Regions from separate parts of the Homo sapiens genome. Here region 2 is linked to region 1. The links are chromatin loops, found by intact Hi-C in ENCODE. Cell type or tissue: endothelial cell of umbilical vein. All regions are shown on one strand. Links, peaks and the distances in the headings refer to the core of each region. The heading gives the core; the rest is flanking DNA. Region 1 holds the start of LOC107986391 (a long non-coding RNA gene). Region 2 has its middle 67 kb from the start of ZNF608.

The links. Hi-C counts contacts between places; a loop is a spot of excess contacts. Peaks named below come from ENCODE experiments on the same cell type or tissue, not always from the same donor. Only the 100,000 strongest peaks of a DNase experiment are listed, where the experiment ranks them.
Region 2: a loop joins it to region 1, with 2.8 times the contacts of the local background. A loop is called at or near these places in 1 of 110 quality-filtered maps.

Annotation. Positions count from the first base shown.
Region 1 is chr5:124,946,210-124,951,593 of GRCh38, reverse strand. LOC107986391 (a long non-coding RNA gene) reads right to left here and starts at 742. Exons shown (of 5, transcript XR_001742528.2): 1 at 403-742; 2 at 168-310. In endothelial cell of umbilical vein, for the core only: no CTCF peak of the experiment used is centred there; a DNase peak (open chromatin) is centred at 2,943.
Region 2 is chr5:124,810,971-124,816,354 of GRCh38, reverse strand. No RefSeq gene overlaps it. Among named protein-coding and RNA genes, the nearest start is that of ZNF608, 67 kb to the right of the region's middle. In endothelial cell of umbilical vein, for the core only: no CTCF peak of the experiment used is centred there; a DNase peak (open chromatin) is centred at 3,334; H3K27ac peaks cover 857 bases.

The DNA of each region.
Region 1 (5,384 bases), core at 61-5,060:
TTAACAAAACATATAAATTTACTTGTTAAAAAAAGCAAAGCCAATAATATGTAGCTCTTCTACACAGTCTGGAAAAGACAGAAACCTCCTGTATTAGTTTCCTGTGGCTGCTGTAACAAATTAGCACCAACTTGGTGGCTTAAAATGGAAGAAATGTATTTTCTCACAGTTTTTTGGCCGGAAGTCCAAATTCAGGGCCAGCCATCGTGGCTCATGCTTGTAATCCCAGCACTTTGGGAGGCCAAGGGAGAAGGATCACTTGAGGCTAGGAGTTTGAGACCAGACTGGGCAACATAGCGAGACCCCATCTCTAAACAGAAAAAGAACAAAACAGTTAAAAACAAAACAAAAAAACTAAATCAGTGTGTAGGCAGAGGCTCTAGGGGAGATTCTGTTCCTCACCTCTTCCAGCTTCTGATGGCAGTCAGAAGCTTGTGACTGGATCACTCATCTTTGCCTCTGTCTTCACTTGGCTTCCTCCTGTACATCTGTCTCCTCTATGCATCTCTTACAAAGATCTGTCATTGCATTTGGAAGCTACTTGAATAATCCAAGATAAGCTCCTCTTCTGAAGAAACATAATTATATCTCCAAAGACCCTTTTTCTGGATAAGGCAATATTCATAGGCTCTGCAGGTTGAGAGGTAGACATATCTTTTGGGAATGGGGGCAAAGGAGAAGGGTCACCAATTAACCATCTCCACAAGAGACATAACTCAAGAAGAAAGCATAAATGGGATTGGTATTTCTGTTTTTGGAATTTTAGATTTAGAAGTTTAATATCTATTTTCTGAGATAAAAATCAGAGTAAGCAAAAAAGAAGAAAGCATAATCACTGACAAGAAGGCAGGGCAAAAGCAACACCTTCTGACTCTGAAGTGCTGAAGGTTGAAGGTAGGTCCAGACAAATCCGTAAGACTGTCTTTAGTGCTCCTTTCCCCGACTTTAGTAATAAAAAAGCTAATTACACAAAAACTTTAAGTCATTAGGAAGCTCAATTGTGGAGCTGATTCTGTTTAAATCAAGCCTGAATGAGTAAAAGTTAGTTTTATAATTTTGGAGGATTTCAAAGTAAAAGAAAGGTATTCAAGAAAATGTGTTTAAGTAGCGCATCTCCATTCTCAGTGATTTTGGACAAAATGATGTGTGGCTGTAACTTCCTTTATGGTTAAATTGTAAGATATTATGTATTACAACATGATCGAATATATGCCATTTCAAACCATGCCCAAGATAAATGACCCATATTTCAAGTTAAGCTTTTTACATTTGAAAAGAAGACAACAACCTTGGACCATTACTGAATCCCGGAGCAGAAAGACTGATGTAGCACATATTCTAAATATCATTTGAGTTGAAGGCAATGAAATTTGTTATATTCTATGATATTTGAGAACGTATGTGAGCTTTTTAAATGTGCTCCATGGTTCAGTACTATTAAGTCCTGATACATCCAGTTGATGCATCGCGTCATCAACCTGCCAGCAAGCCCTTGGAGAGCCATTTGTCCCTGGATCCAAATCAAGTATGTACCCTGACTGCTAAAAAATATTTTGTTAGACTAAATGACTGAGCTATCTTTACGGGCCTGCCAAATGAATTATGACAAAGGTTGACCACTTTGGGCCCTCAGGCAGTATTACCAAAAGAAAAAGAAAAAAAATCTGTTCTTCCTAGTTGCTGGTCTTCTCCAGAACAAATGCCTCATTCTTTCTTTTATGAATCTTAGTTGAGGTTCAAGGTTCTTGCACTTTTTTATCTTGGAACTTAACAACGTACAGATGTCATTTATCCTGTACATTGTGTCAAGAGACATATTTTAAAGTTGGTATATAATGTGATTTCTCTGATTCCTGAATCTAAAGGAAGTTGAGGCATAACGGAAAGAGGACAGGTGTTGGAGCTCGACTTACCTGGGTTCAAATTCCAGCATTACTACTTAGTGGGCTCCACATCTTTTTAAGTGGGATAATAGTATCTACCAATGGGATTGCTGTTATGGTAAATGGTGATTAAGTGCCTAACAAACTGTAGGCACTTATACAAAGGCGGCTTTTGTTATTACCTGACAACAACAGGCTTTCTCTAAAATTGCTAACTAAAGATTTGCAAAGATAAATATACTAACTTTGAATATGTATAAAATAACAGGGAGCAGTTGGGCCTATGGCCAACGGAAAAATACATAATGTACCTGAAGGCATTCAAAAACAAAAAACAGCAAAACAATTACAAATAACAGTAACAACAACAACAAACCCACTGTGCCTACCTGACCAAACCATTGGTCTCTAAACATTCAAATTCAAACACTGTATAATTTAAGAAAGGTCATTAGAAATTAATTTGCCTTTCAGCAAATTTATGTACCAGACAGGCAAAAGGCTTTTACATTTTTTAACAAATAGTTTTCAAACTCATTTTAAGTTTCCCCTTGTTCCTCTGACCAACACATCCTAACTTTGTTTTACTGCTCCCATGCCGATTCAGAGATCTTGAACGTTCAGACAACCACAAGAAGGGTATTCAGTTTCTCTGTCTGACTACCTGAATTCCCGGGAAAGCCAACAGAAATAGAACAGAATGGAGTTACAGAGGATGTTTCATTTCCTTCAGGCTTCTGCCACATTTCTATGATTTTCTTCACGGTAGAGGCCCATGGAACTATGTAAATAGCTATGACTTCTCTAAGGAAAAGACTGAATTTTTAGTTGTATTACATTTCCTTGTATTTTATTATTGTTCTACATTGTGTTTCAGGAAAGTTTTGGAAAATACAAAGATTTTACCCATGGGAGGGAAACTGCTAAAAACAATTACCTGGGTTTGGAGCTTTTTTTCAAAAAAGGTTTTCCTTTCGCAACTATTTGGGAGTTTACTTCCTTGCAAAAGATGCGTTTTCTGAAAATTTTCCATTGGCAGCGGGCCAATGCCATAATTACTTTCAATTAAACCCTCAAGTGTTTCCCTTTCTCTTTGTTATCACCACAAACAATTCCTTCCTCTGAGTGGCAGATTTAGTCTAACTCAGCAAGCTTCCAGAGCAGCGTATGAGGCCACAAGACAACAGAAATTAAAACTTTTGTCTTGTTTTATGTGTTCAATCCAGCTGTCGTTGAATCTCCAGTGTCCAGCTCAATGTGAGGGACACATTGGAGGCCAGAGTGTTTGTAGAAAGAAGAGGTTGCAGATGAAGATTGTGGGAGACAGAGAGGTTCTGTTTCCCAAAGTTTCGTGTGGCTGGGCAGGAATGTGAAATTATTAGTCAAAAATTTATCGCAGGATAAAACCACAATCAGATCAAATATATTAAAGAAATGACTCATAAATCAAGACTACGTGTGCACCCATTAAGTTGGAAATACCTACACTCTCCCAGAACTTATTTCACGCTCCAAATATATTCCTAACCATACAATTTTATGGTCTGTCTCATGTAGAGTAGCATACCAGCCCTAACTATTTTAATTCCATTATTTAACTTTTCAAACCATGTTTCTACAAAGTATTTAAGATTTCTTGCAGGTAACTTCCACAATTGTAGGAAGGCAGTGGCAGCTTAACAACTTTTCCCCACCTTCTCTCCAAACCAGTCCTCTCCCATTTCCACACCAGCCCAACTCTAGCCCTCGTGTCCTAATTAAGGCAAAAAATACATATCTGAAGAACAAAAGCTTCAGCTTAACCAAAGTACTAAGCCTAGAAGTTAGGCCTAAACCTCATGGGTCAGGAAAACTTAAAAAGGCAGAAATTGTTCACTTTCACAAATGAAAATCCAAGATGGCTTCTTTGACTTGCTTGGGTGAAAATTGCTTTCTCTCGTCTGGACGAGAAGAGATCAGATGTGGCTCTTAGATCTGCTTTCAAATATTCTGTTCAGTACTCTCTCAATTCTTCACTACATATTTCTTTAGAGTTTGCCTTTCTTTTGAATTTTGCACCTCACTGGCCCCTTGGCTGAGTTCTGTTGCTGATAATTTGAAGACGTCTCTAGTTCCCTGTGATCTGGCTATTAAGTAGATTTACAGGTGGGTCTCTTTAGTCATGCCCTAAAAAGGGGATAAAGTTTTTGTAATCTATTTAGAAGCCACGCAATTTAACATAATTCTACTCTTTCATTTCTCCTCACCTTATACATATAATCCATTAAGCTATTTTATAGAGGCTAAATATGATAGGGCAGTGGCACTATAGTATTTCTCAACCTGTTATCAAGACTGCAATATTTTAACAGGAGTGAACACCCAAATGCAAATTTCCATTCTCTTTGTATAACATTTATGCAATAAAGAATGAATTGAGTACATGATTTTTCATTTCAGGAGTACTAGGGCTAGTAATGCATGAGCTGCAAGAAGCAAGCATTAATCTATCTAGCTGCTAAGAAATGAAATGTCACTTAGAGGAACTTGTTCTTGCCAGCACACTCTTTCATAGAATTCTCCATCAAAAAGTGGAGAAAAAAGTCATTCTTTTTCCAATTGCATTAAATCATAGCACATCTAGCCTTTTTCATGTGTTCTGACTTAGTTCCTGCATACAGAGTGTACTGAGGCTTGAGTTTTTCTAGGATACCTCTTTTGATTTCATTTTTCACAAGGAAGAGGTGGTTTTTTAAAAAAGAGAGGTAAGATGGAAGCGAAAGAAATATTTCTTCAAATGGCCAGGCGCAGTGGCTCACACCTGTAACCCCAGCACTTTGGGAGGCTGAGGCAGGCAGGTCACGAAGTCAGGAGATCGAGACCATCCTGGCTAACAAGGTGAAACCCCATCTCTACTAAAAAAATACAAAAATTAGCCAGGTGTGGTGGCGGGCGCCTGTAGTCCCAGCTACTCAGGAGGCTAAGGCAGGAGAATGACATGAACCCGGGAGGCAGAGCTTGCAGTGAGCCGAGATTGCGCCACTGCACTCCAGCCTGAGCAACAGAACGAGACTCCATCTCAAAAAAAAACAAGGAATATTTCTTCAAAAGAACATGTTTCTAATTGTGTTGCTCAATCGCTGTTGCTACTTCTGGGCTGGCATCTTAGTTGCTGTGGGTTTTGGATAGTGTCACAGGGGTGTATGTGTGTGTCCGTGTGTGTGTGTGTGCACCTATATATACCGAATTAGTTCTGTTCACTCATGAATGAACATATTGAATGCATTATTCCTCTAATAAATTGGGATAATAAATTTTTAGGTGAACTAAGGTTATAAATAATATTAATAATAACAAAGCCCTTTAATACAACAGGTGACTGAAGGCGGGCAGATCACTTGAGGTCAGGAGTTCAAGACCAGCCTGGCCAATATGGTGAAACCACGTCTCTACTAAAAATACAAAAATTAGCTGGGCATGGTGGTGGGCACCTGTAATCCCAGCTACTCAGGAGGCTGAGGC
Region 2 (5,384 bases), core at 385-5,384, 140 kb after region 1:
TCTCAAAGTCTCTTCTAAGTGATCAGAGGCACTGCTCCTCTTTGAATTACAGCTCTAAGAAGCAGGAATCAGTAACTAGATGTTTTAAAACCCCTTTCACTAGCAATTTAAAGAGATTAGAAGTTTCATGGAGAAAGATGTGCTTGGAAATCATTAAAACGGTAGACATTGTTTTCAGAAAGAAACATCCTTCGGTCACACTTTTGTAGCTAGTTATGGTCTGATGGAAATCAATCACAAAGAAAATTCAGTGTAGCCTAATGGTCATTTTCACAAGAGTAGACCAGACCACTTGTGGCACAGCAGTTACTATCTTTTTTATTTGTATTTCACATAGGATATTTTTAAACCTGCACATAAATTGTCTGACAAATCTCTATGTCTACCATATCTGGGGAATTGTTCCTCCTATGAGCCCAAAGCCATAGCTTGGCCTTAACTGACTAAAAACATTTTAGGTGCAAATTGCTGCTCCCTCCCTCTGTATATCAACGTTGCATTTTCTTCTACAGGGGTTTCCTATCCTTATAACACCTGGAGAAATAGATGTTCCTCAGCAGCCCTGACTTCAGAGGAAAAGCTTATCTGTTTGCAAGGTGGAAATGCTAGGCAACTCTCCAGAGGAAGAGCTCAGAGGCTGTCTCATCCATGGAATTCATGCAGTATAAGTGACTTAGTCTGAGAAAATATTTATCTGAGCCATTGGCACCAAACCTCCCATTGCTCCTTTAAAGTACCTCAGCCTTAGTTTGGGCCTGTGGCCTGGAGGTACATCCAAGATGGACCAAAAGATCCAGATTAGTTCCAGGCAGTGACAAGAGAGGCTGGAAGAAGGGAGGCCAACCGTTTCCTAAGGCTGTTTCCCCACAAAGCATTGATAAGAAGAAAGCCAAATTTTCTTTCTTTTTTTTTTTTTTTTGAGACGGAGTCTCGCTCTGTCGCCCAGGCTGGAGTGCAGTGGCTTGATCTCGGCGTACTGCAAGCTCCGCCTCCTGGATTCACGCCATTCTCCTGCCTCAGCCTCCCGAGAAGCTGGGACTACAGGCACCCGCCACGACGCCTGGCTAATTTTTTGTATTTTTAGTAGAGACAGGGTTTCACCGTGTTAGCCAGGATGGTCTCAATCTCCTGACCTCGTGAGCCGCCCGCCTCGGCCTCCCAAAGTGCTGGGATTACAGGTGTGAGCCACTGCGCCCGGCCAAGAAAGCCAAATTTTCTGTTTTCCAATTTTTTTTCTGTTCCCGTCCATCTCCCTAGGCTTTAAATTTCCAAATATATCAAATATGATTTTTTTTTGGATGGAGTCTCCCTCTTCACCCAGGCTGGAGTGCAGTGATGCGATCTCGGCTCACTGCAACCTCAGCCTCCCAGGTTCAAGTGATTCTCCTGCCTGAGCCTCCCAAGAAGCTGGGATTACAGGTGCGCACCACCATGCCAGTCTAAATTTTGTATTTTTAGTAGAGACAGGGTTTCATCATGTTGACCAGGCTAGTTTCAAACTCCTGGCTTGCAGTGATCCACCTCAGCCTCCCAAAGTGCTGGGATTACAGGCGTGAGCCACTGCGCCTGGCCTCAAATATGATCATTCTTAAAAGCAAACCAAGTTCTATAGAATATATATATTTTTTAGGTGAAACTTGATATTTCGTGTTCTACGCTGCTTTACAAATTGAAAAATATCTTTTCTTTAGTTCAAAGAAAGGGAGAGAACTAACAGTTGAATTCCTATTGTGATTTATTGTAGATACATGTTGGATTTTATGTCATCTTATTTAATCCTTGTAACTATTCTGCAAAATAGTTACACTGTATAACTTAATCCCCAGAGAGTGTCTACTGTGTACTTTCTCTGTTCTAGGGACTTTTACAGGGGTTAGAGACTTTGTGATCCCACCAGGAACTCATTCTGGTGGGGAAGATAGCATATGAATGACTAATTACAATAGAAACAGTAAAGTCCCATAATACATAGATGAACAGAAGGGTATTCGAGCATACATTTTAAATTTAAATTTCTTTAATGTGTGCACCAATCAAAATGGTAGGCTTACCCCAAAAAACAAATTCTGAGGCTGTTGCAAAAGACTCCAATATTTTGACACAAAAAGCTTTCTAGAAACAGATGGGTAACTAACTAGTAACATAGGTACCTCTTTATCTTTTTTTCTGTAAGGGAACTCTGGAAAGGTTTCTAACTACTCTTTTCCTCTAACAAAGTTACTTACTTCTAACAAAGTTTTTTTTTATTATTTTTATGTTTTGAGACAGGGTCTCACTGTGTGTCACTGAGTGCACTGGAGTGCAGTGGCATGATCGTAGCTCACTGCAGCCTTGAACTCTTGGGCTCACAAGATCCTCCTGCCTCGGCCTCACGAGTAGCTAGCACTACAGGCATGTGCCACCATACACGGCTAATTTTTTTATTATTATTATTTGTAGAGGTGAGGTCTCATCATGTTGCTCAGGCTCATCTCAAACTCCTGGCCTTAAGTAATCCTCCCACATCAGCCTCCCAAACTGTTAGGATTACAGTTGTGAGCCACTGCACCTGGCCTAATTTCTAATGATAGTATTTGCCAGTAAAATAACTTAAAACGGGCTGAGTGCAATAGCTCATGTCTGTAATCCTGGCACTTTGGGAGGCCAAGGCAGGTGGATCACTTGAGGTCAGCAGTTCAAGACCAGCCTGGCCAACATGGTGAAATCCCGTCTCTACTAAAAATAGAAAAAATTAGCTGGGCATGGTGGCACACACCTGCAATCCCAGTTACTCGGGAGGCTGAGGCAGGAGAATAGCTTGCACACAGGAGGCAGAGGTTGCAGTGAGCTGAGATCACGCCACTGCACTCCAACCTAGGCAACAGAACGAGACTTTCTCTCAAAAAAAAAAAAAAAATTAAAATATTTTAAAGAGACTTTACCTATTCATTCATACCCTTACACAATTCTAAAAATATTTTCATGTGGCTTACACAAATATATACAATAGCACAGAATAAATGAAAATAGTAGCAAAATGACTATATCTGTGTATCTTTCTGTATCAATTTCCTCTCAATATCAATTTCCTATTCCCCACAAATAGCTATTTCCTCTCTCCTGGTTTCAATTCTTTGTGGCTATCTGGAAAGCTCTGGTTTCCTCTGGAACTGATCAGTGCCTTGCTCTAGCCCCAGACCGCCCTGGCTTGTCTCCATGTGGGGTCTGCGTCGCCTCCTCCACAAGCACAATTCAGTCTCCAAATGACTTAGGCAAGAACTTTTGTCTTAAACAAATCTGTTTATCAGAGAGCCATTGGATCATATGTTATAGAAGCCTCAACAAACAGGATATTCCGTCTCAAATTGGTGGCCTCTTGGCAAACACAAGAATGCCTCCCAGGGAAGCATATGATTCTCAGGAACACCATGACACGTCATCAGCCTCAGTCACTGAAGGAAACAGGTTAGGCATCTGCTCACTGGCACTTCCTGGTTGAAGTACAACAATTAGTGTCTTTTTTGAATATGTGCAGCTTTGGGATTATTAATTTCAGCATGAGAAATCATTAGTATTCTTAATTTAAAGAGGAAACCTTTGGACAGGAGTCTGCGGCTATCAATCAATACTAAAGATTTTCTCTGAATTATGATGTTTTTACCTGACTCTGAAAATGGATTTTTTTTCCCTTTTCATTTTTGAGCTTTTGAATTTGACTTAGCATACGGACTCTGTCAGGTTCCTGTGGTGAATTGATAATGAAATTAGGAGAGACAGGGTCCATTGACTTAGAAGACCTGTGCCATTAGTTAAGTCTTCCCTCTGTTTCTGCAGCTGGCTTGACACCCACTTAGTCACCTAGGTTTTGGCACTTGCCTCTGACACTAACACTTGAGAGAGCAGAGCTCAGAATGGAGATGAGGAGGTAGCACAGTAAATAGGCATTATCAAAAAAAGACAGAGGTGAAAATCAATACCTCCATTAACATCTAGAAGCAGACTTTTCAAAGAACATTTATATGTTTAGCTGACAGTAATGTACCAAGAAGACTAGTTCCTTTATAGGTCACAAAGTATGTAACTATCCCTATGGTGTTATTTATTTTTCTTCCCATTTGGCTAAGAAGTATCATCAATAGGATTTAAAACTAAAAATAAACAAAAAACTCTGCCCAGCAAAAATATTCAAATAAAGGGTACAATTTTCAACAAAGTAGATACAACAAAATTCTAGTAATATACATCAAAATTATTAATAATGTAAGGTAAAATAGCTATTCTCTTGAAATTTGTCATAAGGCTTTGACGTACACGTATATCTTTTTTATAAGGTTATTATTTTTGTGACGCACATGACTTGAGATACCTGTATTGCAATGAACTGTATGTTTCTGGTTTTGTTTTTTTGGCATTGTGTTACTGTTGTTATCCTAACTGTCATCTTCAAATATAGGTTTAATTCCTGGTTTTCACATTCCTTAGCTCTGTGACTGTCAGAAGTCAACTTATATCATGCTCGGTTTCCCTATGTGTTACAGTAGTATTAGGAGAAATAAGTGATAGGTGTGTGTAAATGCCTAGCACAGTGCCTGGCACAAAATAAAGTCTCAGTAGATGGTAGTCCCCCACCTCCCCACCCCACCCCTCATTGCTTTCTCTTCCTCCCATGTTGGTCCCCTTGCCTCCTCTGCTTTGCCATCTCCTTCTCTATACCATCAAAGGAACACCTCTGGGCAAAGGAGACCACATTCATTTATGTCGGATAACACATTGACCTGGCGGCCTTCATTCCAGTGTAAAGAGGCTGGGTACCTCCCCTGTAGCTGTCATCCTTGCTCCTTGGTATTCTTTGCTAGTGCCTGTGCACAGGAGCCAAAGCTTGGTGTGACCAACTATCATCACTAAGCAGTGTAGGATTTGGGACCCGTCTCACCTCCAGGAACAGAAGTTGGAGCAAATAAATAGATGTAGTCTGTCAACTTGAACTTTGCAGGACACTCTGAACTTGAGTCCGATCTTCAAGAAAGAACAGGTTTAGAACAAAGAAATGCTGAGAACCTTGGGAGAAAGTAAGAGAGCCTTAAAATCCATCTGAGCAAAAGATAGACAGGCTGAGCAGTATCTGACACACATCCTAGACTATGGAAAGGCACATTTCAAAAAGTTAAAAGAAAATATATGTTTGGTCCCATGGCCAGAGGGTTTTCTAGAAGAGTATAAATAGGTCCAGAAGGACTAGAAAATTAAATTCTAACTATATAATAAAAATTAGCCAGATATGGAAGAAAAACTAAAGAAATCAATATGGTTGCTTGGGAACTCTCCTTGGAGCTCAGATATCAAAAGGCATGTTTCAAAGATCAAAGAACTTGTAGCCCAGAACAAAAGCAATGCAATAGCACAAA